Linked DNA regions of Mus musculus: regions 2 and 3 are each linked to region 1. A link is a loop called in an ENCODE intact Hi-C map of the cell type or tissue named here. Cell type or tissue: heart. All regions are shown on one strand.

Region 1 (2,500 bases):
CCACACCCACTCCAACAGGGCCATACCTCCAAATAGTGCCACTCCCTGGGTCAAGCATATACAAACCATCACACACATAGATACACGTTTATACTCCTACATACACATAAAGATACACACTTACAAACATACTGAAACATAGGCACACACTCATACACATTCACACAGACACACACACTTGTAATATACACTCACACACAGACATACTCTCTCAGAGACATGCTCACACACACACATACATACTCACACAGATACACACACACACACACACACACACACGTCCTCATAGACACATAGACACCCACATACACACAAAACATATACACACCTACACACTCACATATATTCACACACAGAACACATATACACACTTACACACTCACATATATTCACACGCACACACACACTCTTTCTCACACACACATCTTCATGACACATTCTTACACAGACACACATACTGAGACACACACACACAAGTAATTCTTCTGTGTGTCCTGAGAGATTTCCTCATGGTTATTCAACATGTACACATGCTTCATGTTCATGTACCTGTTAAATTCCATGGTAATCTAGGATTCCTGCTAATGCACAGGTAGTGGTGGGGTGGGGGGCAGAGAGGCAGCTTTGGTTCACCAGAGCTTTGTCTCATCACAAAACAAGGTTTCCAGGACCCTGGGGACCCTTCTAACTGCAGCTGAAACCACAGTCTCTTGCAATGTTACTGCCTCGTCTAAAGGCAAGTGCCTCTAGCCTGGGCCAGGTTTCTTTGTCTCCTGTCTAATGTAGCAGGCCATTCTGGCTGAGCTTTTTGTCCCAGAATGCCAGGTTTTGCCAACAGGCTCTCACAGTGTCTTAACAGACAGGCTAACAGACAGGCTGCCAAGCTCAGGCCCGGCGCTGGTTCATTATTCACAGGCAGGGCTCTCCTATGACACCCTGGCTGGCCTTGCTGTCACCTCTTTTTGTGGGAGCACTGTAACATCTTGGCTAATTGTGCAGCCAGTCACAGGTCCTGCCTTGTTCGGTAGATAAGCATGGTCAAGTTCCAAACCTACTGTGAACACAGGAGGCGGCTTCCCAGCTCTCCACAAAGCCCAGGCTGTTTAACTTTGGCACTCTGGGCTGGAGTGGTTAACACCTGAGACACATGCACAAAGAGTCACAGGAAGAGACAGTATGGTCACCAGAGCCCCAGCACTGGGCTTCTCTTCCCAGAATGGCATTCCCACCTTTCTCTGCCAGCTGGTTCCTCTCCATGCACTGCAAAACCTGCCTCCTGGGAGACACTGAAGCATCTGGCAGAGTCACTGCATCTCTGAAAGCTCTCTGTCAGTGTTTCCAAAGTGAGGTCCACATCAGAGACGCCAGAGCTTTTTAAAGACAAGGCTGGGTGCAGAGGTGGGAGGGGCTCATGAACTCTGACCCCTAGCTAAGGAGCTAACGGCCGGGGAGTCAGTTTTCTTATGGGTGTGGTCTTTGTTTGACCAAACTGCAGTGGATGACCCAGACGGATGTCTGGAAGGACAGAATAAACGGAACTGAATGGGCATGATAGTTTGAATGAAAATGGGCCCTATAGGCTCATAGGGAGTGGCAGTATTAGGGGATGTGGCCTTGTTGGAGTAGATGTGGCCTCATCGGAGGAAGTGTGTCACTGGGCGCAGGCTTTGAAGCTCAACCCTCACCGGGTGGCTCGCTCTCTCTGCTGCCTGCAGATCCAGATGTAGAGCCTTCTCCAGTACCATGTCTGTCATCATGCTTCCCACCATGATGATAACAGAGTAAACCTCTGAACCTGTAAGCCAGCCCCAATTAAAGGTTTTTCTTCATGAAGCAACTTTACATGCTCATTGTGTCTCTTTACAGCAAAAATAAATAAATAAATAAATAAATAAAACCCAGTATGTTATAAAAAAAAAGAGAGAGAGAGAAGACAGGAGGAGACATGAAGATAGATCTGAGAGGAATGGGGGTGAATATACCTAAAATACATTCTATTATGTATGCAAGTCTCAAAGAATTAATAAAATATTAGATTTTTGTGGAGAGAGTATCTTGTGTAAGGTACACAAGATACCTCACCTGTCAATTAAAAAATCCATGGCCTACGGCTTAGGCAGAAAATAGAGGCGGGAGGGGTACCAGAGCACAGGTAACCAGCCACAGCCACCCATGTGGCAGAGTGTAGGTTAAATAGGTATCTTTAGTTTTGATCTAGTCAGAGTAGAGCCTAGCTATATGGCCAAGGTATTTGTAAATATAATTTAAGTCTGAGTCTTATTTCCGGGAGCATCGGACTGGGAGGCAGAACCAGAGCTAAACTTCAACAGATTAAAAAAAAAAAAATCTATCTGGTTAACAAAGAAAAGACAGAAGCCGGGTGTGGTGGTGCACGCCTTTAATCCCAGCACTCGGGAGGCAGAGGCAGGCGGATTTCTGAGGCCAGCCTGGTCTACAAAGTGAGTTCCAGGACAGCCAGGGCTATACAGAGAAACCCTGT
Region 2 (2,500 bases), 68 kb before region 1:
ATTGCTACTTCATAACTAATATTACTACTCTTATAAATCGTAATATAGATATCTGATATGCAACCGCTGTTAAGGGGTCACAACCTACAGTTTGAGAAACACTGCTCTATGGCTTTTTTTTTTTAAAGGCACCAGAACTTGTCTTGGGAGGACCTGTAGCAGCTGTAATAGCAGAGAAGCCCTGCGGTAGTGACAAGTTTTAGCAGGCCCAAGGCTGCTCACCTTAATGACAACAGTGATTCCTGGCTAAAGGCACAATTTGAAATCATTGTCCTCAGGACATTTCTTGCCCCAGTTTCCCCCCATTATAATGTCTGCTTGGACATGTCCATCCAGGAAGCCAATCTCTGTGGTCTGATACAGACAGAATGCTAAATAAAGGCAAAGAATGTTTTCCCTCTGTTGGCCCACAGTCACTTCTATACTAAGTTCAAATCCTCCATGGGTAAATGTATGTGTTTCTCGAATAGTGTTTGAGATTTGAAATGTCATCCTCTTGAGTTGACAAACAAACAAACAAACCCTCTCACTTCAGATTTACAGCTGACCAACAATTATTTTCGGGAGAATGCCACGCCTGCAGAGTCAGACCCCCTCCCTGCCCGGGACTATCCCACCCACAATAGACTTCTGCTTCACCTAGCAGGTGGTATCAGAAAAATCTGACCTTAAGATTTTGAAGTCCACAATATGCACAAACCCCAAAGTTGTTAAATATCCGAAAAGGGAGTTTTCTCCAGTTTAAAATAATTCTGGCCTCTCCTTTCCCCTTGGCTGCACTCTGTTCTCTCCGGTCTGCTGGTCCTGGAAGGACCTGGGTTCAACTCAAGACCTGGGCGGGGAGGAGGACCTTTTGTTGTGGGAATGAGCATGGATCAAGAATTTAACCCCACTGCGACTGGGCGACTAAGCTCCAGAAAATCTTCCCCAATCAAAGAACTGGGTCATGTGGGAGCCAACACTGTTTAAAAGGCAGAGCCAGTCGCTTTCTCCTGGAAGAAACACTTGGGAGGATGACTGTCACTTCCGAACCTTCTTTTCTAAGTCCCTCCTAGAAGGGGCACTTTGCTCTAACTCCTCCGTGAGGCCCACCCAGCACTGGGGCCGGAGGATCCTTGAGTGCTGCTGATCTATCAGGGAGCTGGGAGGGGGAGCTAGCACACCGACTCGAAGAAGCCTGTTTTCACAGCTGAGCTAGTCCTGAGGAACAGGTGCTTTTTAAGAAGCATGTTAAAGTATCTCCTGCAGGAGAGCCCACTCTGCAGGGAAAGTCATACGGGACAGCGAAAAGTGGCTTCCCAACTTCCACGCGGCGCGCGAACGAGGGAGGGGACCGGACGGTCGGAGAGTTGGAGAAAGGCCTGCATTTCCCTGGAAGACTTCCCGCAACCCTGTGTCCCATCACTGTCCCTAGTGCACACGTGAAGCTCAGCAAAGCGTGCCACCTGCCGGGGTCCCTGCAAACTAAGCCCGAAGTGGAGAACCGCGGAAAGCACTTCAGGGGAGGGGGAAAGTCAAGTATCCCGGGGCCGGGCCCGGGGTTTGTCCCTTCGGCTCTCCTCACTCCCGGGAGGCGCCGTGTGCAGGGCGCGGCGGGCCCGGATCTCTCAAGTCTTGGGCCGAAGAAGTGCGAGCGGGCAGGGCAGGGCAGGGCAGGGCAAGGTAGGGAAGGCCAGGGCAGAGCAGAGCCGAGCTGGGCTAGCCCACGGATAGGCTCTGGGCACGCGGGACGGGCGGCAGCAGGGCGCGCCCTCGTTCTCCCTGGCGCAGCGCGGCGCCCCGGTGGGGATGGGAAGAGTCGGGGAACTCACAGCCGCTTGTCCTCCGGCTGCAACTGCCAGTGCATGGCGAGCGAGAAGCCGAAGAGGCTCCCGGGATCCCCCGATTTCCGGATCACGTTGTCCTCGCGGGTGTCCAGGTTGAAGGCTGTACCCAGCCGGGCTAGAAGCCCCGCGGACAGGTAGAGCAGGCACAACTGGCCCGCGACCGCCATGGGCGCGCGCGGTGGGAGGGACCCGCGGAGCTGCTGCGGCCTCTGTGCGCGCGGGCTCGGGGCCGGGGCCGGGCTGCCTGGCGCGCCGCTGCGGCCACTTGGCCTCGGTCGCCCCTGCGCGCGGCCCCACCCCCGGCCGGCTCACGCTCACTGTGCGGCCGCTCCCCCACGCCCGCAGCTAGCTGCTGCTCAATGAGCCCGTTGTTCTCTGGAGACTCTCAAGCGTTTTATCGAGTGACCGGGACTCCGGCCCCGCCCCGCCCCGCCCCGCCCCTCCCGAGGCCCCGCCCGCCACACGCACCTTCCCTGCCGGCCCCGCCCCGCAGCGGCGCACCCGCCGCAGCCCTCCCACCTTCCCGCCACCTGCCCGGAAGCGTCCCGGAGCTTGGCAAGACTAGCCAGGCTTTTTTTCTACCTGTCACTGAACTGCGGGCCTCATAGGGCTGACTTGCAAAGACATCCGTTCTCCAAGGGTTCAAGACGCGCCTAAGTATGCCCAGCTCTTGG
Region 3 (2,500 bases), 120 kb after region 1:
GTGTGCGTGTTGAGCATCTCCCAAAGGCTCCCCGTGTTAAAGGCTTCACCACCAGAGTGGTGCTATTGATAGAAGCCAGAGCCTTTAGAAGGTGAGGCCTACTGGGAATTCCTGAGGTCGTTTGGGACTTGCTCTCAAAGGAGATTATAGAATCCTAGCTCCACCTCCACCCCCACCTCTCATGGGTACATGAATGCTCTCTCTCCCATCCATAAAGTGGACAACCCTGCTCTACTGTAACTCCCATGCATCCCCACCTCTCTCTCTCTCTCTCTCTCTCTCTCTCTCTCTCATCCATGTAGACTGTTCTTTACCATACACTCCTTTCACGATACATTGCTTCCTAAAGCAACAGGACAAACTAATTTTGGACTAAAACTTTCAAAACTGTGAGTCTGTCTTTTTTTTTAAATAACTTGCTTATCTCAAGTATTTTGTTATAGTCACAGAAAGCTCGCTCACACACCAGCTAACCTTGGAGTTAAGTTCATCAGCCTCAGTTTGTGGGTACCAGAAAAGCAATGCCATAGCAGCGTGCTTATTCGCCTTCTGTTCAAAGACTATCTGTGAACCTAGCATTGGTCAAGAAGTACAGGGGAACGCCAGGGCCAAGAAGTGGGAGTGGGTGGGTAGGGGAGCAGGGCGGGGGGAGGGTATAGGGAACTTTCGGGATAGCATTTGAAATGTATATAAAGAAAATATCTAATTAAAAAAAAAAAAGAACTATGCTGAGTACCCGTTGCCTAATGAAAAGTGAACTCCCCGGCTAACCTGTGGTTTAACTGCTTTCAGAACAATACCAAGTGACCCTCTTAGTCCAGCAGGCCACATATCAGTCTCACAATCTGAAGGGCAGTACCAAGCACTTGGGTCATGGTGTGTTTTGTTGCTCCCCCTGATTTCATCATGACCTAGGAAAGCACCTCTCTCGGAAAGTACTATTTTTCATAGAAGCGATATATATCACAACCCTGAAATCATATCATGAAAAAAACAAGTCAGTAAACCAAGCCAGTAAACTCTCTCTGAATTTTTCCCATCAGGTTTAACTTACTATATATTCATATTTACTGCCAGACAAGTGACGATACTAAAGGGGTAACAAACTATAGACAGCGGGTTTCATTTGAGGGAACTGAATCCATGTGTGTGTGTGTGTGTGTGTGTGTGTGTGTGTGTGTGTGTGTGTGTGTGTGTGAAAGAGAGAGAGAGAGAGAGAGAGAGAGAGAGAGAGAGAGAGAGAGAGAGACCCAATATAACTGGGCACCCCAGTTTGGGATCAGCTGCGGAAATGCCACTACATTCTTTACTGTGCAGATGGCCTCTGAGGGGCTGAGGTGGGAGGGGAAGGTCACACTTGTTAAAGGGTGACACCTACTGGTGGGATAGCACACTGCATCTCAATTCTACTAGACAGTGGAGTGCCCAGCAATCACAATGCCTAGGTAGAGCGGTTGGAGAGAGTTTTGTTCCCTAGCATCCTAACCCTCTTCTACCATGAGTGGCCCGCTCCCCAATAAGACATCCCAATTTCTAACACAGAAACAAAGGCTTCGAAGCTCTGCTTTCCCTAACAGTGGGCTCAGCCCACTGAAGAGGATCGCCAATGATTTTGAATCTCAAGAGGCTCCTCTAAGAAAGATTGGGAGCATAGAAACACCGGAGGCGGGAGCTATCGATGGTGTCCTGGCCATGCCGCAAATGTTCGGATCTGATTATTTCTACTGTCTGCTCCCCCTCTCACACACTTCCTGCTTCTGCTTCTGCACATATGCTGTAAATTCTGACTGCCCACGATCCTTCCAATAAAGCCACTTCTCCATTTAAGGTAACGGAGTCAATTTCTGCTGGTTAGAACTGGCAACTCTAGCTGGAACACTGTCAGACATTTGAGTAGCAGGCACTATGTCACAACAATACAGGTCTCAGTCGCTCCTCCCTCCCAAATACTTCCCTTGCCAAAAACAGACAGAAACGAGGCAAAAGAGACTAACCTGGTTGAGTCACACAACTAGCTTGGCAGAACCGTGGAACAAACCCAGCCAGTCTGGTGCTGTAATTGATTCTCTCAAACAATTCACAAAGCTTTTGGTTTTTTTTTTGTTTTTTAAAGCTAGGACTTGGAAAAGAGTGAGAGTCCTAAAGTCTGTGAGCACATGGCGGGCACCAGCAGAGAGAAGGCTTGCAGCTTCGTACAGAAGGTGACCCTGAACACAATTTCACCATGAGGCTAGAGAGACTCACGTGTCTTTCACTGGCAAGGGGACTCTTTCCAAATCCGAAACTGTGTTTTGTGTGTATGAATGTAGATCTGTCTTGTTAAGAAAGGCCATCGCCTATGGGAGGAAAAGCCTGGATCTACCCACTAGATGAAGCCATGCATGGATCAGATTAAACTCAAGTTCCAGATTTGAAGCTCCAGCAGGAAGTCCCTACAAAGATGCAGACCTACCAGAATATGGACTTGGTTTAGTTGCTTACTTATTCATTTAGCTATTTG

What was found. Peaks named below come from ENCODE experiments on the same cell type or tissue, not always from the same donor. Only the 100,000 strongest peaks of a DNase experiment are listed, where the experiment ranks them.
Region 2: it touches region 1 in a loop (1.9-fold over the local background); 2 of 42 quality-filtered maps call a loop at or near these places.
Region 3: a loop joins it to region 1, with 2.0 times the contacts of the local background. A loop is called at or near these places in 3 of 42 quality-filtered maps.

What each region holds. Positions count from the first base shown.
Region 1 is chr2:71,718,238-71,720,737 of GRCm38, reverse strand. Platr26 (pluripotency associated transcript 26) reads right to left here and starts at 1,321. Exons shown (of 4, transcript NR_037979.1): 1 at 1,230-1,321. In heart, no CTCF peak of the experiment used is centred here; a DNase peak (open chromatin) is centred at 967; H3K27ac peaks cover 939 bases.
Region 2 is chr2:71,786,632-71,789,131 of GRCm38, reverse strand. Itga6 (integrin alpha 6) reads right to left here and starts at 2,193. Exons shown (of 26, transcript NM_008397.4): 1 at 1,812-2,193. The coding sequence starts at 1,993. In heart, CTCF peaks have their summits at 1,156 and 1,439; DNase peaks (open chromatin) are centred at 1,081 and 2,181; H3K4me3 peaks cover 2,500 bases; H3K27ac peaks cover 2,288 bases.
Region 3 is chr2:71,597,897-71,600,396 of GRCm38, reverse strand. The region is part of intron 1 of Gm36857 (a long non-coding RNA gene); the gene reads right to left. Among named protein-coding and RNA genes, the nearest start is that of Gm36857, 7.8 kb to the right of the region's middle. In heart, a CTCF peak has its summit at 1,394 (motif pointing left); a DNase peak (open chromatin) is centred at 1,386; H3K27me3 peaks cover 609 bases.